2 separate regions of the Mus musculus genome follow, and region 2 is linked to region 1. The links are chromatin loops, found by intact Hi-C in ENCODE. Cell type or tissue: heart. All regions are shown on one strand. Each heading gives the region's core, and the rest is flanking DNA. Links, peaks and the distances in the headings are about the cores only.

Region 1 (16,737 bases), core at 4,898-9,897:
GTTAGTTTAGATGACCTAGTTGAGAATCTGTCCATCCAAGGCCTAAGCTCTGAAATATTAAAAGGTCTTGGTGTGATTATTTGGAGAACTAGCTGGATAATGTATAATAACTACCACCCTATTAATTTCTAGCATCAATTAACATATGCAGAATAATAATGATTTTTACAGGGTACAAGGAGACAAGGTCACAGCTTGGAATGATGTGCGCTGAACCAGAAGAAAGTCATGGCTGTGGGAGCCCAGCTGATGGAATGTGCGTCTGACCAGAGAATGAGACGGTTGAGTGCAAGTGAGATTTAAGGCCATGCCTGGTCAGAGAGCAGGTTCTGAGCCAGAGACCACAGAGGAAAGAGTCATGTAAAATAACGTCCACACCAGTTCCTAAAACAGGATGTGAGAAGATGAGCAAAACCAAAAAATACCCAGTGGAAGATGTAAAAGACTTTAGGCAGTGAGTAATAGTTCAGAAAGTGTGTGATGGAGGCAAATCTGAGAGAGCTGGATTCACCAGGAGGGGTTGAAGGCCATTCTTGGGTTGGATGTTCAGTTGAAGGAGCAAATAGGAATATGTTTATGACTCTAGTAAAGAATGTCCCCCTATATTAATGACTTTTCTATGGGTATGATAGAACATCATTAGCAAGGCAGCTTATAAAGGGAAGAGTTTATTTTGGCTTGTGGTTCCAGAGTCCAGTTCGTGAGATCATGGTGGCACGGGACGAGGCTGGGAGCTCACATCTAGAACCACAAACACAAAGCAGAGAGAGTGAGGGGCAAATTCTTAAACTCTCAAAGCCCACCCCCATGGACAAACTTTCTCCAAAAAGGCACACCCCATAAAGGACTGAAACAGCACCAGCAACTATAGATCAAATAGTCAAAAAAGCCCGAGGCTATGGGAGACATCTCATTCATACCACCACCCCAAAGCAAAATACAGTCAAATGGTCTAGGACCCTGATCATCATTACTAATTGGCTGGAACACACAGGGCACAGACATAGAAAGGACTTGCATTTTCCTCTCCTAGTGGCTCTGTTTGTTTTGAGGTACCACCAGAAAAGACTGCTTGGACATGGATTTAAGTTGATAGAAACTCCTTAGTAGCTTATCAGCAGCTGCACTGAGTGTTCAAGCTCCCCAGTGTAGCCCCAGCCTTTCTTAGGATGAGCTTCTAAACACAAACACAGTCTCCTGGATTGCTACACTTCAGTAACAACAGCTGTAAGTGGAACTACAGAAGCTAAAAAGCAAGGTTAGCACATTTAGAGACTTCCCAGAACTTTGATGGACTAGGTCTTTGTTTTAATTTTGGTTGGTGGTGCTGTCCACATGCTGAATTTTATGGCCTGAATGGGGCTTTCATCGTGGAGTCAGTTGTGCTAGGGTCTGGGGGGGCCTGTTACATGGTGGCTGTGAATCAATTCTGCATGGCACTCGCTCTATCTGCCTGAATGATTGCTATGAATTAGTCCCTTACAGCTACTGACTGACTGCAGAATAAAGGCCCGGCTGTGTGTAGGTGATGAGAAAATTAGGAAAGTGACTTCTGGGAAGCCAGGTTTGTGGTGTGCCCTCCTTCTAGTTTGTGTGTCTGGTAGTCAGATCCTGACTGGCCATCCCAGTGCATCTGACCTTAGCTCTGACAATAGTCTGTGAGGAACCTGGGTAGGAACAAACACCCTGGCATCAGGATATACAGAGATCTCACCGTTAGTCAGTATAGCCATTCTTGGGCAGTGTAGGAGGTGCCCAAATATAAGGTCCCTTAAGATCTTCCAACTGGAAGTGTGCACTATTAAATTTAGCATGAACCTCTCTATATGGGTTATCGGCCTGGGAGCTGCTCATTCTTAAACATCCTCAGTCAGCTTCTCACACTTCAGGCACTTGGTCATCTTGAAAGCACCCTACCACCTGATTATGTTGTCGCCTCTTTGTCATCTTGTCAGTCTGTCACTTCTCAGTTGCCTGGCCATTCTCTCAATCACCTGTTGTATACATAGAGATCTGGCTTCTATAGTAATCAATTCTTGTGGCTGGTTCCTTTTCCATCCCCACAAACTAAAAAGGAGCATGCATCACCCTTCTGCATTTCCAATGTACAGTTATTATTCTATGGGCCCCAGGAGATGTGGAAATGCCCTTGGGGTTTCTGTGGTGGTTTGAATATGCTTGGCCCAGGGAGTGGTATAGCAGTGAAGTAGTTAAACCACTCTATGTTCTCTATGTTCCTGGCAGGTCATGCTTCCAGCCATCCACCAGAGCCCTCTGGATTCACTAATGAAAGGTGTGTGTGTGTGTGTGTGTGTGTGTGTGTGTGTGTGTGTGTGTTAATTTTGATATGTCTTGGCTTGCTCAATGGTTAGGAACCTCTAATCCACCCCACAGCTATCATATATTTCCCTCCAGTAACTGGCTTAATAAATATCTTTTAATTTTATGTTTTGGTTTTTTTTTTTTTTTTTTTTTTTGAGACAGGGTTTCTCTGTATAACTCTGGCTGTCCTGGAACTCACTCTGTAGACCAGGCTGGCCTCGAACTCAGAAATCCGCCTGCCTCTACCTCCCAAGTGCTGGGATTAAAGGCGTGCGCCACCACGCCCAGCTTAATTTTATGTTTTATCTTTGTTGTCTTGTTACCTCCTGGGCAGCCCCTTTGGGGGCCGCTTTCCTTCTTGTACCTACATTTTGGCCCTTATTCCCTCTTGACTTGGTCCATCCCTGCCCCCAGTTAAATCTGATTGGTAAATAAAGATGTCAGTAGCCAATGGTTGGTCAGGACAGACAGAGATGGGACTTTTTGGATTCCCAGGCTTGGGCCAGATAAAAAAGAGATACGGAGGCAGGTTCACCATGACTCAGAGGTAGAAGGATTGGGTTTAGGAACTACAGAAGAAAAATCATTCAAAATATAGATAGAAGGGAAAAGCAACCCTAGGGGGGAGGTGCCCAGAAGGTAATAGGGCAGCAAAGATAAAAGATAAAATTAGAAGGTGTTAAACCAGGAGTACCAGAGGGAAATAAATATACGCTAGTTGCAGGGAGGATTAGAAGTGCCCAGCCATTGAGCTAGCCCAGACATATAAAAATTAACTGGCGTATGTGTGTGTGTGTCTTTCATTCGAGAATCCAGAAAGCTCTGGCAGGTGACTGGAAGTGTGACTTGCCAGGAGCATAGAGCAGTTTAACTAATTCACCACTGCAGATAAGATAGTGCCCAATATAGGGCAAGAACTCACTACTAAAATTTATTTAGAGATTCTCAGATGGAATACACACACTATGGTGTTAGATTAAGATTTGGGGAAGAATTTGCTCCTTAGCAGGTTATAGCTTTTTCCCAAGCCACTTGGGAATTTCTTCCCATGGTTCAGAATGATAGAAAGAGCTTGAGCTCAGAGATGCTGGGAGCCCCTGCTGTGCAAAGAGACAGGCTGGCTGCACAGAGGCAGAGAGAATCAAATGGTAGACACTACTTGCTTCCTACAAGCAAGGATAATAAAGTATAGAGATGAATAAAATTTGATTTAATTGTTTTTAAGGATAGAAGGGAGTATAATGGTAGTTGTTTAAATGTTCTTAAATAAACATGGAATAAAGAAATCCAGGCCTTTGATCTCAAATGTGGAAAACAAAGACATGAGGATAGAGAGAATAGTTTGAAAACATTCTTTAGAGAAGATTTGAAAAGATCTTGCCAGGGCAAATACTTGAGATCTTTTAACATAGTCTACACGAGATTTCTGAGATAGCTTTGCCTGGTATGACAAGTCTAAAGCCTAGAAATAGGTTTATACAGTATGTAGAAGAGAATTTATTTAAAATCAATACATAGATAAATAAATACTTTTAGAGACTTTTGATCTTAAATTGTGGTCATAAGCAGGGGGTAGGTAACCTAAACCTCTCTCAGACAGAAACTTAGGCCTTGATCTCACTATCAAAAGTTAATCGTGTAAGAACAAGACAAACATTATCTCAGCATATTCTAATATTTATTTAGATTGTCTTAATTACTTTGAGCCATTTTAATTATCAAAATGTGTGTGGCTATGAGTTTGGTAGTTATATTAAAATCCCTCTGGGGGCTGGAGAGATGGCTCCGTGGTTAAGAGCACTGACTGCTCTTCCAAAGGTCCTGAGTTCGAATCCCAGCAACCACGTGGTGGCTCACAACCATCCGTAATGAGATCTGACACTCTCTTCTGGTGTGTCTAAAGATAGCTTACATATAATCAATCAATCAGTCAGTCAATCTTTTTTTTTTTTTTTAATTCCTCTGGGAGAGGGGACAAGCTATTAAATGAATTCAATCTATACCTTTAGCGATTTCCAGTTACTGGACCAAGGACATGCTATTTTGGGAGAGAGACTCAATATTTGTGTTGACAGGAAAGGAGAAAGGGCCCCTTCCAGAGTGATATGAATCAGACATGATAGGGGAAGACTCCCTAAAGGTCTTAGCTACAGACAGGAAAAAAAAAAAAATCAAGAAGACCAAACAGGACAGGTAACTTGATCTGCTGATTCTTCAACATGAGAACAGTCCAATGACTGGCTTAGACATAAAAATGTCTCTAGCCAAAACATCAGCAATCTGGGGTGGCGTGGGGGGGATAACAGAAGAGGTGACTTATAGCCACAAAATCCTTTGGTTGACTCATTGGAAGTTACTAAAACTCCTTGGTGAAAACGACCCCATTCAGGTGCATTGTGACAGCTCCCTATAGTCAGGCAGGAAGTGCTCAGTGAGTGGAAGGCCTGGTGTGAGTGAGTGTGAGTAGAGGGCCTGGTGTGAGTGTGTAGGCTTCTTGACTAAGTTGACTGAGTCAGTGAATTTAACTGATTTGTTAAGAAGAAAAGGGCCACACGGTATGCCAGGAATGGGGGTGGGGGGTGGGGGAAGTGTCTAGAAACCTGGATTAGGAATGAGAAGTAACAAGAAACAGAAGAATTATTGCTGTATTTTGACAGGGGTGGGCAGGGGAGGTTGCTTTGTTTCAAGCCAGGATCTGTTGGTGTTATGTTACACAACCAAAGAAAGAGGGTCACTCTAGAATGCAATCAGGCTCTCAGGCAGCAGGAAGTCCAGCCTCAACGAGCTGAACCTCACCAGTCATGCTGAAGACTATTTATTGAAGGTTACACAAAAGGTTTTTTTGGGTAAAACAAGTTTCTTATACCAAAGCCCCTAATCTACTCTATATGTTTCATGAGGGAGAACATCACATCCCTGAAAATTTAGTCCTTGGTGTGCACTGTTGGCTGTACCCAATAATGTAAGACATTCCAGGTACGCCAGGACTGTCTTATGACCAAACTCATGCGAAGGCTGAAAAGCCCCTTCAGCAAAACGACTCTATAGATAACAGAAAACAATTGTTGTGATGAAGGTTATATAGGTATAATGAAAACAACTATTCCATTCTTAATGTTTACCCTAGATACAATGATTCTACTAGGGTTGCGCTACAAGGGAGATGTTTATATAGCTCAGGCTGCTCTCTTCATTTAGTTGAGTCTGAGTCTGGGCTGACCTTTCTGCCTCTACCTTCCTGCTGTTTTCTGCATTGTTAACTCAATGTGAGATAGTGGGGATGGTGTTTCCTTTAGAATGGAACAGCCTTCAGGCTAATTCTCTTTTCTTCCCCTTCTTGACTATAAGGGCACACCGTGGAACTCACTCAGCTCATTTGTCTCACGTCAAAAGCCAAACCAAACAAACAAAACCAAAACCAAAAGAATAAAATCCCAGGTATTCCTTTAAAGATGTATTCATTTTATGTACAAGTGCATCACCTGTATGTTTGTATGTATGTACTACATATATGCACCACTTGTTTGCCTGCTGCCTGTAAAAGTCAAAACAAGGCATCAGATTCACTGGAACTGGAATTATAGACAGTAAGTTACCATGTGGATGCGAGGTGTCAGGACACAGTTCAGAAATGAAACCGTGTGAGGGGAATTCTGGGTACTTAGGAGAAAGCTCCAAGAAAACAAGACAAGAGTCTTGTGAACGCGGTTTCTTCAAAAACATGGACTTGTTCTTGGAATGTGCTTTTGTGCCCCTCCTAGATGAGACAGATAGGAGTGAGCTTACTTTAGATTATTCATTACAACTGATATTGTTATGGGTATATACTCACCTCTTGATCTTCCTGCCTCAGCACCTGGAATGCAGACATTGCAGGCAGGAGTCATGACACCAACCCTATAATTTATAAATGACACGCTTCTGCTTCTTGGTTCCTTTTGTTTAGATCTGTCCCTCTTCTACACACAAGCATTTCCAGTACACAATTATGTGGTTTCTGTACTACCCATCTAAGGGTCAGGTCCAATTCTGGCCAGATACATCAGCAGCAACCTATCTGTAAACTCTCCTCTTCTCCTGCACAATTGTCTTTGGCCTATAATTGTAGCCTATGTATGAATATCCTTTTGGGGGGGAGACACATGGGGGGCACTGGGACCTTGAACGTATGAGGCAAGCATTCTGCTACTGGCCTTACCTGTGCATATTTATTCCTAACAGCAGCAATCATTGGTGCCCCACACAAAGTGATAGCTCTCACAGACAGACTGTGTTCTATCTCAGATATCTCCTTCATAGGGAAGTCTGTGAAGAAATGGCTCACTGGGAACACGAATCGTTCTTCCAAAAGACTGGGATTCGGTTCTCAGCACCCAAGTGGATAATTCATGCTGGGTTGCATTCATATGATCTAAAAGCCCTTTCTGGCCTCAGTGGACACCAGACACAAGCACTTGGGGCACAAATGAACATGCAAGCAAAACAAATAAACAAACAAATAAATGGTTGAAGAAATGGTTCAGTAGTTACAAGCAGTGGTTGCTCTTGCAAAGAACTAGAGTATCAATTCCCAGCACCTACATACTAGCTAACAAACACCTTTAATTCCAGTTACAGGGGATCTGATGCTCTCTTCTGACCTCAGTGGGTACCAGACACACAGGTGATGCACGCACATACAAAAGAAACACATATACACGTGAAATAAATAATTGATAAATTAAACAAAATTATTTTAAAATAGAGTAAATAAATCAAGCAGAGGAGCGTGAGATACAGAGTGACATAACTGGCTGGAGTTCACATGATCAGCAGGCAGCCTGCTCAGGCTTAACACTTGGCAGTTGGACTGCAAAGTCAGGTTGTCAATTCCAGGCCCTAGAGAAACACTGTCCTGGTACTTCACTAAATTAAGAGCCCAGCTGTTCCCTTGGCACTGGACACTCAGAGTTGTTTTGGTGGACCACTTACTGTCACTTGAGATTCTTTTTCTCCTCCTCTTCCCCCTCCCCCTTCCCCCTCCTCCCCCTCCCCCCTCCTCTCCCTCTCCCTCCCCCTCCTCCCCCTCCTCTAGGGACTGGGGTGCATAATTTACACATCAAAACAGATCTGGCCTCCAGGTTCTCCCAGCATCCCTCAGTCCCTACTTGGCACACCCTGCCCTCAATCCTGAACTTTCCAGCCCCAGGCTGGGCTGCTCATATCTCAGAGGCTCCACCCTATATAATCTGGACATTTTGGTCTCTCCTCCTCCTCTTCTTCTTCCTCCTCCTCCTCTTCCTCCTCCTCCTCTTCTTTCTCCTCCCCCTCCTCCCCCTCCTTCCCCTCCCCCTCCCCCTCCCCCTCCTCCTCCTCCTCCTCCTCCTCCTCCTCCTCCTCCTCCTCCTCCTTCTTCTTCTTCTTCGTTTTTCGAGACAGAAACTATTCTTCTTTTAGGTATCCTTTAGTCCTGAATCCCTTGCCTCTCTCTTCCATTCACAGCTACTCTCCATTTTGTGTAAGAACATCCCGAATGAATTCGTTCTAGGTAAGTGTATTGCAGGTAAATCCTAGAAGTGTGCAGGTGAAGTGCCTGTGGAGAACAGAGGAGGGCGCCAGACCCCTTGGGCTGCATGGAAGGCAATTACAAATGCCCAATGTAGTCTGGAAACCGAACTTGGGACGCATGGAAAAGCAGCCAATGCTCATGATGGCTGAGCCATCTCTCCAGGCTGTATTTTCTGTTTCTTTTTACTTTCTGAAATAAACTCTCATTTTTTAACTCCCAATCTTTCTAATTCTTTTTACAAGAAATGTGAGGGTTTAATTTTTTTATTAATTTGTTTTACATCACATACTTAATATAATTTTATATTAATTTTTAATGGATTTAAAAATGACATCTAGGAAGCCGGGCGTGGTGGCGCACGCCTTTAATCCCAGCACTCGGGAGGCAGAGGCAGGTGGATCTCTTGAGTTCCGAGTTTGAGGCCAGCCTGGTCTACAAAGTGAGTTCCAGGACAGCCAGGGCAATACAGAGAAACCCTATCTCGAAAAAAAAAACCAAAAAAAAAAAAAAAAATGACATCTAGGGCTGGAGAGATGGCTCAGTGGTTAAGAGCACCGGCTGCTCTTTTGAAGGTCATGAGTTCAAATCCCAGCAACCACATGGTGGCTCACAACCATCCGTAATGAGATCTGATGCCTTCTTCTGGTGCATCTGAAGACAGCTACAGTGTACTTAGATATAATAATAAATAAATCTTTTTTAAAAAATGACATATATTTATCATATGCCTATTCTCTGCACACACATGATGCTACTTGCATGTGGAGGTCAGAGAAAAACCTTTTTGGGTCAGCCTAGGGCATCAGGATGGGTGCCAAGTGCCTTTACTACTGAACAACCTCACCAGCCCCTGCTGTAGTGGTTTTGATTCAAAAAGCCTTGGAATATTTACAAGTGTAATTTTCAGAATGGATACTATACACATTTAAAAAAAAGAAAGAAAGAAACAGCATGAAACTCATTCTGTGTAAAACCTACTTCTCTTGTGTTGCTTCTTTGTTTTGATCTCTTCAGCAAACGTGCAAATGTGACTCAAAGCCAGCCGGTCCTCCACACTTTTCATAAAGAAAACAGCAGGGTACAAATGATCTGACTGGGGAAATGGGAAAAGCAGGCCCTCCAGTTAGGGACAGGGAGGGAGGTAAATACTGAAGGAGCATAAAATAATGGTCAGGATGTGTGAAAAAGTCATAAGGAGTCATAGTATAAACTATCTACCTAAAAAACTCTATGATACATGTCTTTGTATAGGTGTGTGTGTGTGTGTGTGTGTGTGTGTGTGTGTGTGTGTGTGTGTGGTTTAAATGAAATGTTTTCATCTAGGCTGAAAATACCACCTCCAAGAGCAAAAGACTGTCCAACAAACCCCAATACTAGGCATGATAGGCCCTCTTTTGAGTTGTGGTTAGGGTTGTCTAAGAAACTTCCAAAAAACATCACAGGCTATTGCATCACTAATTCACACCAGTGAGAAGCCTTATGAATATATAAACTGTGGGAAAGACATCACCCAAAAGGCACACCTCAGTTTATACAAGAAAAGCATCATGTCTGCCATAAATATGGGAGAGCTTCAACGTGGAGTCAGCATTCAACATGCACTAAAGAATTCAAAGAGGGGACAAGCTTTACAAACGTGGTGACTTTGGGAAAGTTTTATCTCAAAGTCCAACTCCAAAAGCACAAGGAAATTTACACAAGAGGTAAATTATGTGTGCACTGACTTTTGGAAGGTCTTTGATGGTAAGTCAGACTTCAGTGGGCACAGATAACTCACATTAGAGAAAGACCTCTTGTCTGTTAAAAATCTGAAAATGTCTTCCTCCAGAAGTCAGAGTTGACATCCCATCAGCAAACCCACACTGGACAGAATCCTTATGAATGCCATAAATGAGATATTGTTATATGGCCTCACTGAGGATGTATCATAGAATCCATGCGGGGAAAGATCTCACATGCCTTCTAAATAAGGAAAAGCATTTTACAACTTCACATTTTAGTAGATACACAATGACTCATACCAGAGACAGTTTTTAGAGTGAAGTTATGGTGCCATTATCACATGAAGGGCTCTGCTGGGAAATAAATTCTCAGTCCATTAGCACAGTTCCAAATAAAGTATACTCCTTGAGTTCCTTGGAGAGATCCTTTTATAAGTGATCTAATTGCATATGACACAACTCCCATTGGGCAACATCTGTCTATGTACTTCTTGTTCCAGTATGCAAATTGGCATGAGAAAAATTACTTGCAAAAAACAAATTTGTAATAATAAGCACACATGTCCCAGTTTGTAGTAGCATGTTAGGTGATTGTGATTTTATTTCAGGATGAAATGATTTGAGCAAAAATTAAGGAAGATGATACAACATAAATTATTCCTAATCTGTGTTGGGACTTGCTAGCCCCAGCGGGGGGTTTCTTCTTTCTTGTTGGTTCTTCTTGAGGCAGCGGAGGGAAAAGAGCATGGGCAGGTAAGACTTTGTCTGATGAGAAAATTAGAGTTGCTATATAATAAAAACTTTACTTTTCTAAGTCTAAGTTACTATGCTATTGTAGCTGACCTGCTTTCTGTGTTCCTCTGAGGCCAGAGACTGCAGTCTCGGGCACATAGCACCTCATCCTAAAACAGCAGGAGATTAAGTAAAGGATTCATTGCTAGAGCCTTTTCCCTGTTGTCCAGATTCCTCTTGCTTGTCAGGCTAGGGGGAAGTTTGAAGCAATAAACTTCTATTGAACCAGAAGAAGAGAATAACATTCGCAGAAGAAAAAACTTTTACATAAGCGAATAAGCATAATCTCACATAAGTTCATATACAGATTCATGTATGCTCATTTATTCATTTACATATTTCCATTCAAACTCAGTTGGGCCCAGCTTGCATGCATTCACACAAAATTACATACTTATACACATATGCATACTACATTCTCACAATTACATACTTTCACGCAAATCCATACTCACCTATGCATATGGAGCAAAACACCAAGCACCAGTGCAGAAAGACCTCACTCATTCTGGATGAAAACTGAGCTCCAATCTTTATTACATAGAGAAAGAAAAGGCTTCTTACCCTTTTAATGCTAAATGAATTAAACCCATGTTTGTAAGAAAAAAAAGCTTTGTTTCTTTTACTAAGACTAAGCCTGCCTTATCCTTACCATGGGACCTATTTTGCCAGGAAAGCAGGGCTGCCAAGGACAGCGATAGTCAGTCTGTTGGAGACCCACAGAGACCAGGGGGTGTTTGTGAGAGTGACTGCTTTGCTTTCTGGACAGGCAGTGTGAGTGGAGGACCTGCTACGAGGCCATGTGCAGGATTTGACTCCAAATTGTGGCTGGCAAGAAGAGGAAAATTGACAAAATATATGAAAAATGGAAAAATCAGTTCTTTACATTTTGATTTCAAATGGAGGAGAGAGAGGACCGTTCTCGATCTGTCTGCCCATTTGCCGTAACAAGGGTTAAAATTTTACTTAATAAATGGGAGGAACTCAGGAGATATGTGTATGTTAATTTAGATGCGAGTTCTGTAGTCAGCAGAGTCTTGGAGTTGAGTGCTGGATCCAGTACTTTTGGGATGGATAATTTCCATGCCAGGAATGGTATTTCCTGTAGGGACCTAGAGCTGCAAAAGGTAGTTTTAAAGAAGAATTTTGGGGGTTTTGTTTGATTGCTTCCTTTTGATTTTTTTTAACACAGGGTCTCATTATGTAGCCCTATCTATCTTGGAATTCACTATGTAGACTAGGCTGGACTTGAACTCACAGAGATCTGCTTGCTTCTGCATCCAAAGTGTTGAGATTAAAGACCAGTGGCACCACACACACCCATCTCTTAAGAGAAAATTTTAATTCCTAAGATCACTTTGCAAAAATCTTACATGAGTAAGCCAGTGGACATGGTATAATGATCAATAACTGGCAGTCAGCCAGAATTAAAATGCCTTCCCAGTGAGAAATGACTTCACACGATTAGAGATTAATAAAGGGAAAAGCTATTTACTAATAGTGTTTGACTGGTTTTAACTAAAGCACAAAGAGAACCAACCTTGAACAGAAATATTTGCCAGCTTATCTAGCCTTTAGTCTTCTGCATTCCACATATGCTTATACAGCCATATACATTACACATGCTTATACAGGCTTCTACATTCCATACATGCCATCTACATATGGGTCCAGGCCCTAGGTTACAGTTGGAATAATTTTATAGGGACAAGAAACTGCAAGTCTGACCACTTGACAGATGGGAGATTTCCATAGCAAAGATATCAACAGGATTATTTTTTAACTAAACCAGTGTAGTTGTTGTTTTCAAATAGTTGTTACCAAGGGTCAGCCTGCCCACCTGGTAGAACTATGGTTTTGAGGGGAGGGGGCAGGGGAATAAGAGCACAGGGACTCAATGGTAGACTGGGACTTAATGATGGTTGTCACCCTGTGCTGCCCCTTGAGTGGCCCTTAGGAGGTATGTTCTTGGACTTGGGGTGGGCAGTCAGTCTTGGTGAATAAACATCAGCAGAAACATTTTTCTCAGCAACCCTAAACTTCAATTATGGTATAATTTTTTTCTTATGGTTTCTAACACACCTGGTTAGTGAACTATTTACCTTCCAGGCATAATGGAAGGCAGCACTTCTTTAGCTAATTTCTATTTTGTGTAATTAATTTTCTTGTTGCAGGAAATATTAAAAAATGAACCCACCAACTCTCTGCACTCCTGCTTCTCTGAACCCGCCAACTCTCTGGCCCCGCCGGGCCACGTTACCACTCTAGGACTGGTGCCAGCGGGCCACAACATTATGTCTCCACGGGGTCCCACCAGTTCTGTCCCACATTCCAATAACCAAATAGATCTGCCATGCTCGAAGTTTGATAACACAATACCCAGTAACCCAGTAAACTCAATGCTTATAGTTAACCAATCAGATTTATATATCAATAAACTCTCAATACACTAGATGCCAATACAATAATTTCAGAACCAATTGACAATGATAAAAGCTGCCCACTTAGATTAGAAAAATTATCCCAATATTCTAACCTTTATGATATCATAACAACCTGTGGCTGGTCATAGCCACGCTGATTCACGGCTACCCCAGATGCTGCCTGTCTCTGCAACTCTTAGCTCCTCCTCCCTTTTCCCTGTCCAATCACAGGCCTCCCACTGCCCTAACGTAATTGGATAGGGAAAATCCTGCAACATTTCCTAAACGAGTTTATTAGCAAATCCTTTATAACATCAGTTATGTTCCTTCAAGTTTCCCCTGCATCAGTACCACATCCATATTGGAGCAAGTTATTTAAACCCCAAATTGGGGGTTATTTAGGGTTCTCTGGAAATCTGTACATTGCAATCTCTGTGTGTTGGTTATTTTTGTCAGCTTGACACAAGCTACGGTCATCTAGGAAGGGGAATGCCAACGGGAAAAAATGCCTCCCTCCTGTATGTAACTCGGTGGAACATTTTCTTGATTAGTGCTTGATATTCTGATTTTGAGTTTATTTATGTGTTTTGCAAGAATTTATTTTATTTTTAGAAACAGGATGTATCTGTTACGTAGCCCAGCATATCTTGGAGCATATTATGTAGACTAAGCTGATCTCAAATTCACAGAGATCTGTCTGTCTCTGACTCCCAAGTGCTAGAATTAAAGGCACATGTTACCACACATTAAACTTTTTTTTTTAATTTTCATTTTATGTGTATGAGTGGTTGGTTTGACTGCATGTATGTATGCCTAGTGTCCACAGAAGTCAGAAGTGACTCTTCTAGTGTGTGGATGCTGGGAGCTGAACTTGGGTCTTTGGCAAGATCAGAGAGTGTGCTCTTAACTACTGAGCCATCTCTTCAGCCTCAAAACACTTTTTATTGTTTTCTTTAGATATGGTCACCCTGTGGACACCAAGCTGGCCTTGAATTTGTGATAATCTACTTACTTCTGACTTTGAGTACTGGAATTATAGGTGTGTGTTACGCCTCCAGTCTAGAAAATAAAAAGATAAAATAAATAACAAAGATAAATTATGACTCTTAGGTATGCTCCTCGCGGATAGTTGTTTAGAATTATATACGGTGATTCAGTGCTGTGCTTTCTGCCCCCTTACAAGAGTAAGATCATTGATTGACAGTTGACTTGAATAAGGCTATTTCCATATTGGGGCATGTTACTTTAATCTTTTCTGTTGGGGTTGACTTGGGGTAAATTATATTTTCTGTGAAGCACTTACTTGTTGTCAAGGTGGTAATGATTTCAGAAGCCTGGTGCAGATTACTGGCTAGGAGGCAGTTTGTAAACCTGACAGTCCTATGTTCCTCTGGTTAGAGGTTACTGATGTTAATGGTGTTAATTCCAGCATTCTGATGCAGAGGGGACACATCAGATGGACAGGGTGGAAGTGTGTTGGGGATTGGTTCTAACGTTTTGGTTCAATCAGGAATCCGCAAGTCCAAACGCTGAAGGCCCTTCTCCCCAATTAGTTTTTGATCGATCAATAAAGACGTCAACAGCCGATGGCTGGGCATGGGGCAGGGCACTTAGAGTTGCTCAGACTTGGACGCAGAGAGGAACAGAGCAGAATCTCACCGATGCAGTAGTAGCTGGGAGAGCTACAAGAGAGAGCCACGGAGCTATATGAGAATTCCAGTGGGTGGGCTCTGGCCACTTCCCTGTTTGGGCCTCGGGTAGCAGGGGAAGGTTTAGGAGTGTCCGTAGCCAAGGCATTTAAAAAATAAGCTAATGTGGGCATGTCTTTCATTTGTGGATCCAAAGATAGCTCCTGGGTGAGTGCGCACATGCGATTCGCAGGGAGCACAAAGTGCTGTAGCAAAAACTCTCTGCTACAGATGGCATGCAATGTGGTAGGCAAGAACTCACTATTAAAATAATTTAGAGATTTCCGAATGAAGAAGACAACACACACACACACACACACACACACACCATAAGTTTAGGAGGAGCGGAGATTTGGTTTCTCAGCTAATCTAGCCAAGCCACGTGGTTCCCAAGTAAACTGCAAAACTAGAACAAAGAAACAGAACCACCACCTGCAGGGATTTACCCGAGGGCTGCCTGATAGAAGGAAGACAGTAAGAAGCAGACAGTTGCCAGCCTCCAGCCACTAGATAAAGGATAGAGATTTATAAATCTGATTTAATTGTTTTTAAGGATAGGAGGGAATATACTGATTTTGCCTGAGCCACGTGGGGATTTCTTTCTGTGGTTTCGAAACTGTTACAAAGAGTTTAAGCTGATAATTTGGGAGCCCCTGGTATGCAAAGAGCCAGGCCAACTGCTAGGAGGAAGACAGTAAGAGGCAGAGAGGCAGAGAGTAGACACAGCCTGCTTCCTACAAGCAAATAATCAAAGGATAGAGATGAAAATATTTTTTATTTGTTTTTAAGAATAGAAGAGTGTATAATGGTAGTTGTTTAAGTGTTCTTAAATATCAAGAGACATTAAGCTCCACAGAAGGGAGAAGGTAGGGTGAGGGAATGAAAAACATGCTTTAGTGACATTTAAAAGTCTTGCCAGGGCAAATTCTCAAATGGGTCTGCATGGGATTTGTGGGATTGCCTACGGTGGTACAACAAAAGTTGAGCCTGTAACCAGGCTTGTAAAGTATGTAGAAGGGAATGTAATTAAAGTTAAATACAGAGATGTATAAATATTGAGGCATTCGATCTTTAAAAAAAAAAATTAGATTGAAAACAGGGGATAGGAAGCCTAACTGATCTCAGGCAGTAGAAGCTTAGGCCTTGCGAATTATATAAAGAGAAAAAGGCATACTATAATATGAACCTACGTATAATATGTGATCCACATGTGGAGATCTTAATCTCTACAGTAGGGAGGATTTAAGAATACATAGATGTATAAAATATTGAGGCTTTTGATCTTAAATTATAGATTGAAAAGCAGGAGACAGAAGCATTATTCTCTGCAGAAAAGATTTGTTTAGATTGCTTTAATTGCTTTGAATTGTTTCAATTATCAAAATGTGTATGGATATGAGTTTGGTGGGTACATCAAAATTCCTCTGGGAGAGAGGTCAAGCTATCTATACCTTTAGTGATTTCCCGTTATTGGACCAAGAACATGCTATTTGAGGAAAGAGGCTCTGTATTTGTGTTGACAGGAAAGGAGAAAAGGCTTTGGACCTCTTCCAGGGTGATATGGATCAGAGATGACAAGGGAAGAACCCCTGAAGATCTTGGCTACAGGAAAGAAAAATTCGAGAAAATCAAACAGGACAGGTAACTTGATTTGTTGATTCCTTGACATGGCAACAGCCCAATAACTGGCTTAGACATAGAAACGTCTCTAGCCAAAACTTCAGTTAAAATCAGACAATAAATCTTCCTGTTTATGGAATCCTTAAGATTCTTCGTGCCCTCATATGGCATGGATGAAGCGTTATTATAATTGGATATTTATAAAATTAACTCATAAAAAAGGCTGGTGTCTTTCACCTGCTCAAACAAGGAACAAAATTTTATCCTTAACAGATCTGTTCACCCTGCACAATCCCTACGAATATCTTAATAGTACTAAACTTTTGGCTGTGAGATTCATATGTTACAGAATATACAGCTTTGACAAGATTCACCCTCAGAGATGCTGAACTGACCTGCTGTCCAGCTCCCTGCTTCTTGATTCGAAGAGACTTGCTTCTAGAACAGCATCAGAAATTGCTACTGATTCCAGATTCTCTTACCTCATTCAATCTTGCAGACGTATCCAGTCAGAACTTCAGTCAAATCCTGAGCCTTCTAAGCATACAGAGAGCGGATAACAGATGCTAAAGCTAGCTTCTTAAGTCTAACCAGTTAATTTTCCTACCCCTCCCCACCCTTTT
Region 2 (16,737 bases), core at 5,354-10,353, 82 kb after region 1:
TCCAGGATCCTGAAATTCCCCAGTTTAAACTGTGACATTAATAAGATGTTACTTAAAGGCAATGGATGTTTAAAGTTATAATGAACAAATGGAAACATTAGCAAAGTAAATGTTTTTCATAAATAAACAACACAGTGCAGGAGAGATGGCTCATTGCTTAATATGTCTTGCTGGTCTCAGACATAGGCCTCACTTGCCAGTACTTACCACGGAAGCTCAGTACTATTCTATTCACTATTCCAAGTTCAGGAGTTCTGAGGCCGTCTTTTGACTATAGGGAGGATCAAGCACACAGAGGTGCATATGCATTCATAGTTATTCAAACATTTCAAATCAAAGACAACATGTAGGAAGAATGTCTCACTCTTAAAATCAAATGAATCAGAAGAATAATTGTGGGTGAATTGCAGAATAACAGCATATGCTTGGCGTGTGCAAAAACATACATTCCATGCCCATAGGCCAATAATATAAAAACGGAAAAGCAAGGTATGTTTAACCATATATAATCCTAGCCCAAGGGAGCCATACAGTTGGATCTCTAAATTCTAGGACTTTCTAGTCTACACATCAACTTTTAGGACATCTAGAGGTACACAGGAAACTCTGTCTTTAGAAACAAAAACAACAGCCAGGCGTGGTGGCGCACACCTTTAATCCCAGCACTTAGGAGGCAGAGGCAGGCGGAATTTTGAGTTTGAGGCCAGCCTGGTCTACAAAGTGAGTTCCAGGACAGCCAGGACTATACAGAGAAACCCTGTCTCGAAAAGCCAAAAAAAAAAAAAAAAAAAAACCAACAAAATTAAAATTATAAAAAATATTAGGATAGCAAAATTGAGTAGGACTGAGTGGGAATTACTTCTAAACTATTGTATTTAATTTAGGGTTAGAGTCTATAATGGTGACAGCACGACAGCATGAGAAAGAAGCTGACTGATCAATTTCAACCACACAACAGTAGATACAAAGAACAGGAAATAGGTTGGGTCTATGGACACTCAAATCCTAACCTCAAAGAGGAATTTCACCTAGAAAAGCTCCTCTTACACAGCTTTAATAAGCTCCTCCCTGCAAACAGTCAGACATCATCCCAGACGGAGATTTTTCAGTCAATTGACTGCATTCTGACTCTGGTCACTGTAAGTTCATGGTCATCCCATGATGAAAATAATTGCTGGGTAACCTCAGTGATTCCCATATTCTGCAACAACTTGTACCCTGTTCAAATGTCCAAGGTCTCTTCTGACACTCAAGGCTTCCCTGATACATCTTATAAACTCAGAAAACAACTTATATCTTTCCAGCATACAGCGGCACAGAATACATATTGTCATCCCAATAGAAAGGAATGGGTACATAAAGAAGATTAAACCAAAGCAAGACAGAACCCCAGAAGGACAAACACCCAATCCTGTAGCTGTGTCTCAGACTCATGCAGCTTCAGGTTCAAAGGACTTAGATGGCCCTACTCCTTCAACTTCTCATAAATCTTCCTCTTTGGTTACTTCCACTCCCTACACACAGCGGTCCATGCAGATGTCTCATCACTCAGATGACTTAAATAGCAAAAACTGAAATATTGAAATCTGCAATAACTGGAAAACATAGATGTGCCAAGAAATGAGGAAAGGCAAGTCTTTTTTGTTTTTTGGGTTTTTTTTTTGTTTGTTTTGTTTTGTTTTTTTTGAGACAGGGTTTCTCTGTATAGCCCTGGCTGTCCTGGAACTCACTTTGTAGACCAGGCTGGCCTCGAACTCAGAAATCCACCTGCGAAAGGAAAGTCTTTAAAGTCAAGAAGAGTAAACTAAAACTTTCTCTACAGAGAGTCCCCAAATCAACAAAAACTCAAGGAACTAATAAAATAATATAGCAAAATTTCAAAGTACCAAACAAAATAGGTGAAGGTCTATCATTTTTTCAGAGGAACAACAATATAATTATAGTTAGTAAAATAACATAACACAATTAGATGAGGGTGGAAATATCCCTAATATCATTGATAAGAGGAGACACAAAGATAGGTCTATAAAAATAATAGTGCTTTTAGAAAAATAATAATAACAATAGAAAAACCACAGAAATATAATCAAAATCAAAGAAATCACTGGCCAGCATGGACCCCGTGCACTCTGGTTCTTTCCTTTACCAATTATAGATATTGTATTGAGGGTAGAGGAGTATCCTGATTGGGAGAGATTTCCTTAAAGCATTCTAATGTTTCAAAAACTGGACGACAACAGTTTTTACTGCTAAAAGTATCTCATTCTCTGATGAGAAAGAAAAGGGTATCTGTTAGGATCACTTAGAAACCCTTTTGTTTCCTATGATTGATGATGATTGGATGTAAGTCTACACCAGAGTGAGGAAATGCACACTTTTCAAAACTAAATGAAAGATAACAAATTATTCAGCTAAAGAGCTTGTTTTGCTCTTTTGAAAACAAGTGTATCCTCAATTTTCTGTTTGTATTTGTGTGAATGACAGAGAATGCTTTCCATGTGTGTACAGGTGACTTACCAGAGAAGTTGTCGGATCCTGTGGATTTGGCATAGCAGGTGTTTGTGAGCCTCCTCACTTGAGAGTTGCTATCTGAATTCAGGTCAACTCCAAGAAGAACACTCACTGAGTGACCTTCCCAGGCCACATAGTATTTTTTATCCCATAAACAAACAAACAAACAAACAAAGATATTGTTTGATCAATAATAGAAACCTAATGAATGAAGAAGTAAATACATGATCCCTGGGAACCTGATGTCTCAGTATTAAGATGTTGGGTATGGGACAAGGTAGGATGCCTCCAGATCTTCCCCAGTCTCTGTTACCTTGGGACCCAATACTCATGGTTGGCCCTAGTGATGCAGCTTCCTCTCCTACTGTCCATGCCTCAGGCAGACACCACAGACAATCCCACCTTTCCACCCTGTAATGGCTGTGTCTGTTTGTCAACTTGACTGTATCTGGAATGAACTACAATCCAGAATTGGAAGGCACACCTGTGATCTTGATCTTGAGGCTGGGAGATACAAGTTTCTGACCTGGATCTTGACATGGAGATCTTGCGGCACAGCAGCCATCAAAAGCCAGCCCATGCCTGTAATCCCAAGAGACTGAGGCAAGGAGATCCCTGAGTTCAAGGTCAGCCTGGGACAAAGCAAGCCCCAGATCCAGGCATGGTGGTACACACCTTTAATCTGGGACACACCTTCTGCTGGAGGCCTACATGAGGACATTGGAAGAAGGAAGATTGGCTCTTCTTCACCTGCTTACATTTACTTGCCAGCACTTTTGTTGGAACCGACTTCTACAGAAAACCAGCTGAAAAAGTAGGCCTATAAAGTGCTGAGGAACTATGAGATTCTTGGACTTCCCTATCACAGCTGACCATTGGTGGGGAGTTGGACTAAAAACTGTAAGTCATCACAATAAATTCCTTCAATATATGAGAGACATTCCATACATTCTGTGCCTCTAGAGAATCCTGACTAATACACATCTCTTCCTGCTGATCTCTGTGTCCTAGCTACAAACTATGGTCAGTCACCCCCTGCTTAACCACGGGCCATACTTACCAGAAGTCTGGGCAGTCTGTACAAAGTCTTATCCCACTATCATTTACCAGTGACTATATTCTTACATTTACCCTTAGCACTAGAACAGAATACCAGGGGAAGCTTCCTCTCCCTGTTTATGCCTTCTGGAGATAATACATACCATCCCTGCTTACCCTTCCTATCCTACCTCAGGTCTGTTCAACCACATGTCATGCTTGCCAGAAGACCAGGTAGGCTGCCCACAGATCTACCAATGCTATCAGTTATCCCAAACTCAATCTTCACAGTTGTCCTAAGCAATGGACCAGAACAGCAGGGTCAACTTCACCACCCTCTTCATATATGAATAGATGATATCCTATGGATAGCTAAGATCATATCTCCCTGGCCTCATCTTCATCAAGCCTCCAACACCAGCAAGCATTCCCACTTGAACACACCAGGCAAGCAGGCCAATAAAATAGCCATCATCCAGCCAACACACTCTGGAAATACAAAGGGCAACCAGAAGCCCAGGAACAAAACTCCCTTGCAAGATGAACCCAGAAATCAAAACCTAGACCGATAATCACCCCAAACCCAGATGCCTAGACACAAGCATAGGCAGATAATCATTAAAACCCAGGGAAACAGGTGAGCAACAGAGCCAAACTATCCTATCCCAACAGATCCTGAATATTTCAACATAGCTGAAAGCACAAGAAAAAGTCCTTAAAACCAACTATATGAAGATGATACAGGTCCTTAAAGTGGCAATGAATACATCCCTTAAAGAAATCCAGGGAAACACAATCAAACAATCCCATGTCTCAGAAACCTAAAAGGCTGAAGATGCAGTTGTTCTAGAATTGATATGCTTTCCCAGGGAGAAATCACTACACTCACAATGAGAACATTAATTAAGAAATATCTTAGCCGGGCCCACACCTTTAATCCCAGGCACTGGGGAGGCAGAGGCAGGCTGATTTCTGAGTTCGAGGCCAGCCTGCTCTACAAAGTGAGTTCCAGGACAGCCAGGGATAGAAGAGAAAAACTTGAAACCCCCCCCTTTTTTTGGTCTTGAAAAGCCAAAAAAAAAAAAAAAAAAAAAAAAAAGGAAGGAAGGAAGAAAGAAAGAAAGGAAGGAAGGAAGGAAGGAAGGAAGAAAGGAAGAAAGAAAGAAAGAAATATCTTGTGCCAGGCGCTGGTGGCGCACGCCTTTAATCCCAGCATTTGGGAGGCAGAGGCAGGCGGATTTCTGAGTTCGAGGCCAGCCTGGTCTACATAGTGAGTTCCAGGATAGCCAGGGCGATACAGAGAAACCCTGTCTCGAAAAAAAAGAAAAAAGAAATAAAGAACTAAATATCTCTTTGAGCACACATGAACTGATCCCTGGCACATATGTAGCAGAGGACAACCTTGTCTTGCCTCATTGGAAAAGGCTGAGCCTAATCCTGGAGAGACCCAATGCCTCAGGGAAGAGGGATAAAGGGAAGGGGGTTGATGTGGGAGTAGGGGTGGAGGAGAGAGCACCATCTCAGAGTAAAAGAAGGGGGTAGGGTGAAGAACTTTTAGAAGGGGTACTGGGAAAGGGAGCAACATTTGGAATGTAAATAAATGAAAGGATTTTAAAAAGGAAGGAAGTATCTCTTTAACACTAGCATGTGTCAAGCACTGGTTACTGCTCAGAGGAGCCAGCCTAGAACAGGCCTCGCATTCCACAGCTGCCATTATCCTCAGTCTCATTTATGTTCAGCCTCCAGGTTACACTTTGAACAATTTAGACAGGGACAGAAGACTGCAAGCCTAGCCACTTAGGCAGAGGGGAGATTTACACACCAAAGACACCTCAGAAGTACTTCTTAAGTCCATCAGAGACCTGAAACAGTGACACAGTCCTAAGTGGAAGATCCCAAAGGAAGAAAAGGACAAGAAAATAAGAGAGTAGTAGGGCAGTGGTGGCGCACACCTTTAGTCCCAGCACTTGGCAGGCAGAGGCAGGCAGATTTCTGAGTTCGAGGCCAGCCTGGTCTACAGAGTGAGTTCCAGGACAGCCAGGGCTACACAGAGAAACCCTGTCTCGAAAAAATCCAAAAGAAAAAAGAAAAAGAAAAAGAAAGGAAGGAAGGATGAAAAAAAGAAGGTACAAAGTACAAAAGTTGGGATGGGAGGTCTCCCACCAGCTATATTTTATTCTTATGCCAAGTCAGCTTCTTAAGAATAATATCATCTTTTATACTCCTTCCAACAGTATATGAAGTCAGCAGGCACTATTACACGATGGGATAAAGTTGGAGCAGTCTGCACAGCTTAATATTGGACTCAAGACATGAGGTGACGTTTACGACTTTCTCATATTAACTCCAAATATATCTTATATCAACACGTTAAAACAAAGTGCAAAAATTGTAGAAGATACTGTAGAAACTAGGCATTTCTGTGTTTGCCATCTTGCCAAGGTTTCCACACACAAGCCCATGCTCCAAAGGCTTGCGAGATGCAGCCCCTGGGCAAAGTTCACCTTGAAGCACAGGGAGGACGGAAACCACAAACAACCTCAAAGGTTGCCTTGTGGAGCTGCGGTTCCCACCCTGCCCCAGGAAGGACTCACCATACTCGCTCCAGTTGTTCAATCGCCTGCCCCTTCCCATTGGAAGCAGCTGCCATATACTCACCATGTCACGGGTTCAGAGCTCGCCTGAATTCCCCTCACGGCACCCAGCAGTAGCACACAGAGCAGGACACACAAACCGCTCAAGCCTCCTCAGCTACAGCATTGAACCACCAACATGGTACCCGGAAGCACCCTCCTCCACTTCTGACTGGCAGGTCAGAATGGAGGCCCTGATTGGTCAGTATGTCTTGAGTGACATAAGCACCTCCTTAAGGTTGTAGTGTGAAGAAGGGACACAGCATAGTGTTTCTTGGCTCATGATTCTGGGCCAATCCTTTTCCAGATAAGTAGGGTGAGAGTTCACTGAAGGGATAAGGCAAGTGGTTGCTGTACCAGGCTTCCGTTCCAGAGATAGACCTTTTCCAGATCTGGAGAGATTTACATTTCAGTAGCACTTGTGCCTGTCCTCTAACCCCCTATCCTTCTTGCTTCCAACACTTCCCTTTCTCCCTCCTGTAATTAAGGCTGATGGCTTGCAGGCTGAGGATTCAACTTGCAGTGAAATAAACTATGTGGCCCACAGGAAAAGGGTGCCCTGAATATTAACAATTAAAGAGAGATTTTTAAGAAACACAAAGATTTTTGTTCGATGGTTTCATTTCAGGTAAATTGCAGCTACATTTCACCTGGCATGTATGAGACTTTACTCAGCCCTGGGAGAAAAGCAAGAAACAGAGGATAAACTCTATGCAACACTATTGCTAGGCAACACAACTTCCTTAGTTGGAGGGGAAAAAACCTCCACAGCTATATTAATAATGGTATTTAGATGAAGATAACTGATAGAATGGATCTCTCTGTATATGTAGTAAGTGGATTTATTGGAATGGCTTGCAAGCTGTGGTCCAACCAGTCCAACAATGGCTGTCTGCAAATGGACAGATGAAGAATATAGTAGTGGCTCAGACCATGTGGCTGGGTGACACTGCTGGTCTTCAGTCTATACCACAATTAGGAAGAAGTAGCCCAGTTTTCAAAAAACTGAGCTTGCTAGTCAGAGGTAAGACATGAAGACAAGGAGAAAGAAGAGAAAGAACTACCACCTTCAATGACCTTTATAAATGCACTCTGCCACTAGAAGCTGTGGCCTACATAAAGATATCTCTTATCACTTTAAAATATCCAGATTTAAAAAGGGGGTTACAACTTAAAAAGATATAATTATGAAAAATCCTTCACAGTACTTGAACTGTCCCCATTTTAGTTAATTCCATGTATTTGACGACCAAGAATAACCATCACAAGAGGCAAGACTGAAGAGCTAAGACAGATTTTGTTCCATTTACAAGCAAGGAGAACCTGGGAGTCATTCCCAAAGTAATTATTTATGTTTAACTTTAAAATTTATTTACTTTTATTGTTTTTTACAGTCCATACTTCATCCTCCTCCCTGTCTGCCCCGTGACCATTCTTCATACCATACCTCCTATCCCCACCTCTGTCTCCAAGAGGATGTCCCCACCCCACAACCCAGCCCCACCAGACCTCCCCAATCTCTGGGGCCTAAAGGCTTTTCATTTTAAGGTGCATCTTCTCTCATTGAGGCCCAACCATGCAGTCCTCTGCTGTATATGTGTCGAGGGCCTCATAACAGCTGCCTGGTTGTATGCTGCCTGCTTGGTGGCTCAGTGTCTTGAGAGATCTCCCGGTCCAAGTCAGTTGAGACTGCTGGTCTTTCCCTGGGACGACCTTCCTCCTCAGATTTTTCCAACTTTCCCCAAATTCAACTATGGGGGTTCCGGGCTTCTGTCCATTGGCTGGGTGCTAGTATCTGCATCTGATCCTTTCAGCTGCTTGTTGGGCTTCTCAGAGGGCAACCATGTTCCTGTCTGCAAGCACATCACAGCACCATTAACAATGTCAGGACCCTGGACCCCTTTGAGCTAGATCCCAATTTGGGCCTGTCACTAGATGTCCTTTCTCTCATGCTCTTCTTCATTACTTTGTCCCTGCAGTTTCATCAGACAGGAACAATTCTGGGTCAGAGCTTTTGACTGTGGGATGGAAAGCCCATCCCTCCACTTGATGTCATGTCCCTCCATTGGAGGTGGACTCTACAAATAACCACTCCCCACTGTAGAGCACTTCATCCAAGATCCCTCCCTTTGAATCCTGAGAGTCTTTCAACTTCCATGTCACCAGTACATTTTAGAGTGTGACCCTACCTCCAGAGGTTAGCTGTTTCCATCCTTTCTGCTGGCCCTCAGGGCTTCAGTCCTTTTCTCCAAACCCAATACCTGTTCATTTTCCCTACTTCCCCTCACTGTGCCCTCTCCCAACCAGGTTATTCCATTCCTCTTCCCCTTTCCCCCATAATCACTTACTTCTCCTACCCTAGTGGGTTTGAGGCAAACTCACTTGGGTCCTTATGCTTGTTAACCTTCTTGAGTCCTGTGTGTTGTGTCTTGGGTATTCTGTATTTTGGTTAATATCTAATTATTACTGATTACATACCTTTTGGATCTGAGTTACCTCACTCAGTTGTGAATTCTCTGTTTAGTTCTATAGCCCATATTTTGATTGGCTTGTTCAGTTTTTTGGTGGTTAGCTTCTTGAATTCTTTATATATTTTGGATATTAGCCTTCTAGTAGATGTGGGTGAAGAGTTTTATCTCAATCTGCAGGTTGCTGCTCTGTCCTACTGACTATATCCTTGCCTTACAGAAGCTTTCCAGTTTCATATGGTACCATTTATCAATTCTAGATCTTAGAGCATGAGTCATTGGAATTCTGTTTAGGAAATTTCCGGCTGTGGCAACGAATATTAGGCTCATTCTCACTTTCTCTTCCATTTGATTCATTGTATCTGGTTTTATATTGAGGTCATTGATCCACTTGGACTTAAGCTTTGTGCAATGTGATAAGAATGGATCTATATTCATTTTTCCACATACAGACTACCAGTTAGACCAGCACCATCTAGTGGCCCAAAGTACTTAAGTCCTGTTTCCACTTCCTCAAAACCTGATCATGTTCTCTACTTCCCCTTCCTGTCCCCACTCCCTCTGCCCCTTCCCCCACCTTGATTTCTTTCTTTTCCCTCCCAAGTGGGATTGAGGCAACCATACATGCACCCTTCAGCTACTTCTCCCACTTGCAAAAGGGCTACAATCTTTAATGAGGAACACCATGTTGGGACACAAAGGTCCTTGCACCCAAAGATCACCAGGGAAACCAGGAATCTTAAATATAGAGAGGCCTGCACTCAATTGAAGAAAATAAAGGACTGGAGAGATGGCTCAGTGGTTAAGAGCACCAACTGCTCTTCCTAAGGTCCTGAGTTCAAATCCCAGAAAACACATGGAGGCTCACAACCATCTGTAATGAGATTTCTGGAAGAGAGAGGCTAATTAGCATTGTTCAGACCAAGATGTAGGAAATGACCTGTGGGTGGAGACACATTCCACAGGATGGACTGTTGCCCACCCTCAGACAAGGGAACTCCTTGTCACCTCATTCCCTAAAGACCAATCAGTTTAAAGGGTGCACTGTTCCGTCAATCACATTGTGCCTAGTTGTTGATGCTCTATTGTGCCCCTGGAAACTGCATCAAAACTCTGAATGACTGCCAGGTGTCCCTGCCTCTGCTTCAGGTCTGGGCCTACCGCAGAACACTAGAAAAATAAATTTCTCTTGCTTTTTGCACGTGTTTCACCCAGGGGGGTCCCCGCTTAGGATTCCCAGAGTCTTACAAAAGTGTGGAGCAGAGACTGAAGGAAAGGCCATACAGAAACTGCCCCACCTGGGGATCCATCCCATATACAGCCACCAAAACCAGATGCTATTCTGGATGCCTGGAAGTGCTTGCTGATAGAAGCCTGATATGGTTGTCTCCTGAGAGGCTCTTTCAGAGTCTGACAAATACAGAAGAGGAAGCTCCTAGGCAGTCATTGGACTGAGCTCAAGGGTCCCTGATGGAGGAGATGGAGAAGGGACTGAAGGATCTGAGGGGGTTTGCAGCTCCATGGCCAGACCACCAGAGCTCCTGGGGACTGCAACACCAAGTAAAGAATACACATGGTGCTGGCCACACATGTGGCAGAGATGGCTTTGTTGGACATCAGTGGTAGCAGAGGCCCTCAGGTCTATGGTGTTCAATACCCCAGTGGAGAGGAATGCCAGGGCGGGAGGATGGGAGTAGGTGGATGGAGGAGCACCCTCACAGAGTCAAGGGGAGAGGGTAAGCAGTAGGGGGATTCTGAAAGGGAGGTGTGGAGAGGGGAAATAAAGAAAATATCCAAGAAAAAAAAGAAATATTAAGAGCTGAGTAAAACAGAAAAATAGAGACCACTTACATCATGCAAATTATTTCTCAAGCTGTGTATAGTAGAGAATTTCTACAGCCCCAGCACTGAGGGCAAATAAGCAGAAAGATCATTGTGAGTTTCAGAATGGGGCTACATAGTACCTACACACACACACACACACACACACACACACACACACACTATGGAAAAGAAGAACCAACGTAAACAACATAGATAAAAAGGAACAATGAAGAAATGCAAGAGAGAATCCTCTTAAGGTCCTTTCATGTGTTTGCCATCAGTGCCTACATAACCATTGTCAAAAATGAATACTGATAAGCATGGGATTACATGCTAGTAATTCTAGGACTTTCGGGGCAAATTAATATCCATGAATTTGAGACCATGCTGGTTTACATAGATACTTCTTTTTTTTTTCTTTTTCACTCAGATGTCTCTATGCTGTTTAATTTATTTTTTATTAGATATTTTCTTCATTTACATTTCAAATGCTATCCTGAAGGTCCCCTATACCTAGACACTTCTGTTAGTACAACCCACCTCAAATGGAATTGCATTTTTAAATAAATATTGTTCTGGTATGTAAAACCAGGAGCAACATTGAAGTGTAATATCAAATTTTATTTTATAACCAGGCCAATCTTGCAGTCGCCTCTAAAGGAGAAGAGAGAAGCATTCCTGATTACAAGCTGTGGAGGCTGTTTACACTCAAACTCAAGGCTGAGGTACATAGTGAATGATTAAAAAATCAGAAATTGTTGCATTGTATAATTTAGTTTACTATCAACCAGTTCACAGAACACACAATGAAACAATGGAAACAAACTATGATGTGTAAATCAGAAGATTATTGAGAAAGAACAAATCAAATAAGATTGACTTTTAACTTCTAACAGGAGGAAAGAAAAACACTATATGGAACAATATAGAATTAAAGAAAATAGTTTTAACAGGAAAAGAAAGATAAAATGTCAGCAGGTCCTTAACAAGTATAATTTCCTTTATTTGGGTTTCATTGAGAACTCCATATTACCTTGATCCATTAAGTACACTATAATGTATAATTCATATTGACTCTGTAATAGATAGCACTATATATTTAATCCTGTGGCTTAGGAGCATCATTCATACCAAGAGTCTCTTCTATAGGAGGAAGTAATTTGCTGTTAATCTGGGTAGAAGTTGTGCTCAGCGGGTAAGAGCACTGACTGTTCTACCGAAGGTTCTGAGTTCAAATCCCAGCAACCATATGGTGGCTGACAACCATTTGTAATGGGATCTGACACCCTCTTCTGGTTCTGTCTGAAGATAGCTACATTGTACTTAATTATAATAATAAATAAACCTAAAAAAAAACTTAAAAAAAAAAAGAAAGTTATATATGGGCTGGTGAGAGTCCTCAGTGGTTAAGAGCATTCACTGCTCTACCAAACCTAATGAGTTCAGATCCCAGCATCCACATGGTGGCTCATAACAACCTGTAATGAGATCTGACACCCTCTTCTGGTGTGTATGAAGACAGCTACAGTGTACCTATTTATAATAATAAATAAATCTTTTTAAAAAATTTTAAAGAAAAAAAAGAAAAGAAAATTGTCTTCTGCAGCCAACAAGGTGGAGCATGGGAGCCCTCAAAACCTGAGAACACCATGCCTGACCTCAAGCAGTACTACATAGCAATAGTGATTATAAAAAAAATAAACCAACTGCATTGTATTTGTACAGAAGCACACACTTTGATCAAGGGAATCAAATAGAAACCCCAGAAATAAACCCACACACTCACGGACACTGGATTTTGACAAAGAAACCAAAACTATATAGTGGAAAAAATAAAGTATCATCAAAGAATGGTGCTGGTATCACTGGATATCTACATATAGAAGAATGAAAATAGATCCATTTTTATAACTATGCACAAAACTCAAATCCAGGTGGATCAAGGACCTCAACACAAAAATGGATATACATTAAATTTCATAGAATGTAAAGTGGTAAATACCCTTGAACTCATTGGTACAGGAGACAGTTTCCTGAACAGAATACCAATGGTTCAGGCTCTAAGATCAACAATCAATGAATGAGGCCTCGTGGAACTGCAAAGCTTCAGGAAGGAAAGGAAACTGTCAATGTAACAAAATGGCGCTCTACAGCCTGAGAAAGGGTCTTTACCAACCCTACATCTGACAGAGAGCTAATATCCAAAATTTACCAAAAATTCAAGAAGTTAGACACCGACAACACAAATAATCCAATTACAAATGGGGTGCAAAGCTAAACACAGAGTTCTCAACAGAGGAATCTTAAATGACTGGGAAACACTTAAAGAAGTGTTCAAATCCAATGGAGCTCTAACACTTTAGTGATCCCAGGATATTGGGATGGCTAAAGGGATAATTTGGTCTGAGACTATGTGCCAATTTTTGTGTGTGCTGTTGATGACAAAACCAGAGAAGTGGAGCTGCATAATCCCCATTTGACAAAGAAGATTTGGGTTCCAACACAAGACAGCTTGCCAAAGACCAGCCTCAGACTGGAGACAGTTGCTGAGTGTGATGGTTTGTATATTCTTGGACCACTGAGTGGCACCTTTTGGAGGTGTGGCCTTATTAGAATTGGTGTGACATGGTTTGGATTAGGTGTGTCACTGTGGGTGTAGGCATAAGATCCTCACCGTAGTTGCCTCGAAGTCAGTCTTTCACTAGCAGCCTTTGGATGAAGACATAGAGCTCTCAGCTCCTCCTGCACCATGCCTGCCTGGATGTTGCCATGTTCCCACCTTGATGGTAATGGACTGAACCTCTGAATCTGTAAGCCAGACCCAATTGAATGTTGTTTTTTTTTTAAGACTTGCCTTGATCATGGTGACTGTTCACAGCAGTAAAACCCTAACTAATATTCTGAGAAAAGGTTGTCTGTGAGTGGCTAAATAAACTACTTGAAGTCAAAGAGAATCCACATTGGTGGCCTTTGTACTGTTTCAGACAGCTTTGCAGCTTGCTCTCTCTCTGTTCTGCTTTCTCTGGATTTCTCCAGATAGCTCTATTTTCTGCTCAGGAAGTTTCTCTAGGTAGTTCTCTCTTGTTATTTTAAAAGATTCTTTGGACATCTCATCACTTGCAGATCATAAACCCAGTCCGTTTTCTTTTTTAAATTGAATATTTTCTTTATTTACATGGTCTCCCCTCCAGAAATCCCCATCCCTACTCCCCTACCCCTGCCTCTATGAGGGTGCTCCTCCAGCCATCTACCCACTTCTGCCTTTCAGCACTGGCATTCTCCTACACTGGGGTAAGCCCAGTTTTTATTTCACATGTGGATCTAGAAATTTACTCCAGGTTCCCGTTTGATTGTCCCATTAATTGGCATTTAGTGAGTGCAGCCCCTTAATGCTTAGGAGAGAGCAAGCAAGCTGGCCTCTGTTAAGTAATGAAGGTAAATTTTCGAGTCAGGGTTTCTCTGTATAGCCCTAGCTGTCCTAGAACTCACTCTGTAGACCAGGCTGGCCTGGAACTCAGAAATCTGCCTGATTCTGGCTTTCAAGTGCTGGGAATAAAGCCATGCACCACCATGCCCGGCTGGTTCTTCCTTCTTGCAAGAAAAAGTATTTAGCTTCATTTTGAATTTTCAGGAGCTCACAGTTAAAGAGAGTGGATATTTAAAAAAAAACAAACAAACAAACAAAAAAAAAAACAAAAACAAAACACCAAGTCTTTAAAATGTTGGAATTTTTGAAATAATTAAGGAATTTTAAAAGGTCAACTGTGCACCAGGCTGTGGTGGTACACGCCTTTCATTCCAGCACTTGGGAGGCAGAGGCAGGTGGATTTCTGAGTTTGAGGCCAGCCTGGTCTACAAAGTGAGTTCAAGGACAGCCAGGGCTACACAGAGAGACCCTGTCTCGAAAAAAACCAAAAAACCAAAAAAATAAAAAATAAAAGGGTGAACTGTGCTATGTTTATTGTGTTATGATAGAACATAAAATCTTGAGAATAATGTAAAAAAGCAAAACTTACCATTTGGTAATGGCATATTTGTTGAGTAGACAAAATATCAATTGTGTGTGTGTGTGTGTGTGTGTGTGTGTGTGAAATGATAAAACTGATCATTTTTTGAAAAGGAGAAACCACGGTTCTGAAATGCATACAACAGTCGGTACTGCAGGAAAGCATGTAGTGCAACTTCCTGCAGAATGATCGCTGTGGACACTGTGAGCTCTCACATATGGGCAGGTGCTGCTGAGAAGTATTAGAAAGATGACTGAACATGAGTCTAGGTAGCCATCCAGTAAATCAAATTCTTCAATGGATTCTATTTCAATTCCTGGCTGCATCATTTCTGTTCTGCTTTAATTTCAGCCTTTCTTCCCTAAATGATATACTGTGGGCTCAATGTACAAGCCACATACACCTTTTCCCTCTACGTGTTACTTTTAGCTATGCTCTTTATCACAGTGGTAGAAAGAAACTGGGGCATGGTCCTTCTTTCTGTAAGGGTTGACATGTCTGTATCAAGATTTGTGTTTGAGGCTGGTTTTTGGTGGTGCACGCCTTTAATCCCAGCACTCAGGATGCAGGCAGAAGCACATAGATTTCTCAGTTCTAGGTCAGCCTGGTCTACAGTTTTACTTCCAGGACAGCGAGGGCTACACAGAGAAACTCCGTCTTGAAAAACAAAAAACAAAACAACAAACAAACAAACAAGAAGATTTGTGCTTGAGGACAAAGGACAAGATTTCATACATTCTTACATTCCATGCAATGTTTAAAACCCTGTTCTTTTTGTGCCTTATTATGCCTTATAGTCTAGATGCCCTTGAGTGTGCATGCAGTCTCACCTATCAAATCTGTATTTCACCATAGATGAACTAGGAATAGGTGTGTTCACTAACATGCCTGCTATGGAGGTTTTCTGGATCCAAATTGAGGACTTACAAATTGTTTGAAAGCACTTTACACATGGCAGCTATGTTCACACCTGAAGTAATTTAGGATTCAGGATATTTTTTTTTAACACTGTGAAGACTTTAGAAACACTCAGTATATGCTAGCTAATAACACCATGAGTTCTCTAAAACAAAGATGAAAAGATCCTTATTTACTGGTCGTAGGTACTGCTGCAAATTTCCAGAACTTACACAGGGCTCATTCATAAGTAATTGACTATCACTCTTAGTCTTTTCAGTACAAAGTAAAAGAGAGTCAGGTACTTTGGTTTAAACCCATTGTCAAATAAAAACAAAACAAAAGGCCAGACCTCTCTCTCTCTCTTTCAAAGTTTATAATTTTATTATTCTTTTTTTCTTATAATTTTCACTGGATATTTATTTACATTTCAAATATTTTCCCGTTTCCTGGGTTGGTTTTCACCCTGCCCCTCCCCCAGGAAACTACCTTTCTCATCTCCCAACCCCTGCTTCAATGTTCCACCACCCACCCATCTACTTCCTTTCCCTGGCCTTACATTGGTGCATTGAGCCTTCAGAGGACCAAGGGCCTCTCCTCTCTCTTTCTTCTTTCTTCCTTCTTCCTTCTTCCTTTTCTTCTTCTTCTTCTTCTTCTTCTTCTTCTTCTTCTTCTTCTTCTTCTTCTTCTCCTTCTCCTTCTCCTTCTCCTTCTCCTTCTCCTCCTCCTCCTCCTCCTCCTCCTCCTCCTCCTCCTCCTCCTCCTTCTTCTCTCTCTCTCTTTCTCTTTCTCTCTCTCCTCCCCCTCCCCCTCCTTCTTCTTCTTCCCACATATTTTGTGAATGGCCTTTCATTTCTAATGTTGTATATGATGGGAGAACTTAATCTTGGCAACAAAGTTCTATCCCCATATCTTGTAACTTCTATTTGGGATGTTCATGCGAAATATCAAGTTTATGTCCTGTTTTATAGCTACATATCCTGGGAAGGTTATTTTTTTCAAAGTTAAAACTTCAAGTTTATGTCTGTTTATTATGTGTATGATACGTAATGATAGCTTTGCCATATTTGGGGTATAACTCTCAACGAAGATTGCTACATACATTTATCATGTTTAATAAAAGCTTTGCCAGATTTGAGGCATACCTGTCAGAAAAGGTTGCTACAAACATTTATTTAGAAAATAAATAAACTTAGAAATAACAAAACTGTTTACCTTTGCCACATAAAGCACATAATACAGCCTTCATTGAAGAAAGGCAATCGCTTTAACTCGAATATCAGTCATCTCTCATCTCATGAGATGAATCTGAATGTAAAAGCCATGCCCACCAAGTCTCAGAAGTTGATCAAGGTTCTT

The links. Peaks named below come from ENCODE experiments on the same cell type or tissue, not always from the same donor. Only the 100,000 strongest peaks of a DNase experiment are listed, where the experiment ranks them.
Region 2: a loop joins it to region 1, with 11 times the contacts of the local background. A loop is called at or near these places in 4 of 42 quality-filtered maps.

What each region holds. Positions count from the first base shown.
Region 1 is chr7:43,324,580-43,341,316 of GRCm38, reverse strand. No RefSeq gene overlaps it. Among named protein-coding and RNA genes, the nearest start is that of Siglecf, 18 kb to the left of the region's middle. In heart, for the core only: a CTCF peak has its summit at 7,911 (motif pointing right); no DNase peak of the experiment used is centred there.
Region 2 is chr7:43,243,338-43,260,074 of GRCm38, reverse strand. It overlaps Gm35588 (predicted gene, 35588), which reads right to left and starts at 6,321. Exons shown (of 5, transcript NM_001378676.1): 1 at 6,208-6,321; 2 at 2,518-2,631. The coding sequence starts at 2,550. In heart, for the core only: a CTCF peak has its summit at 9,132 (motif pointing left); no DNase peak of the experiment used is centred there.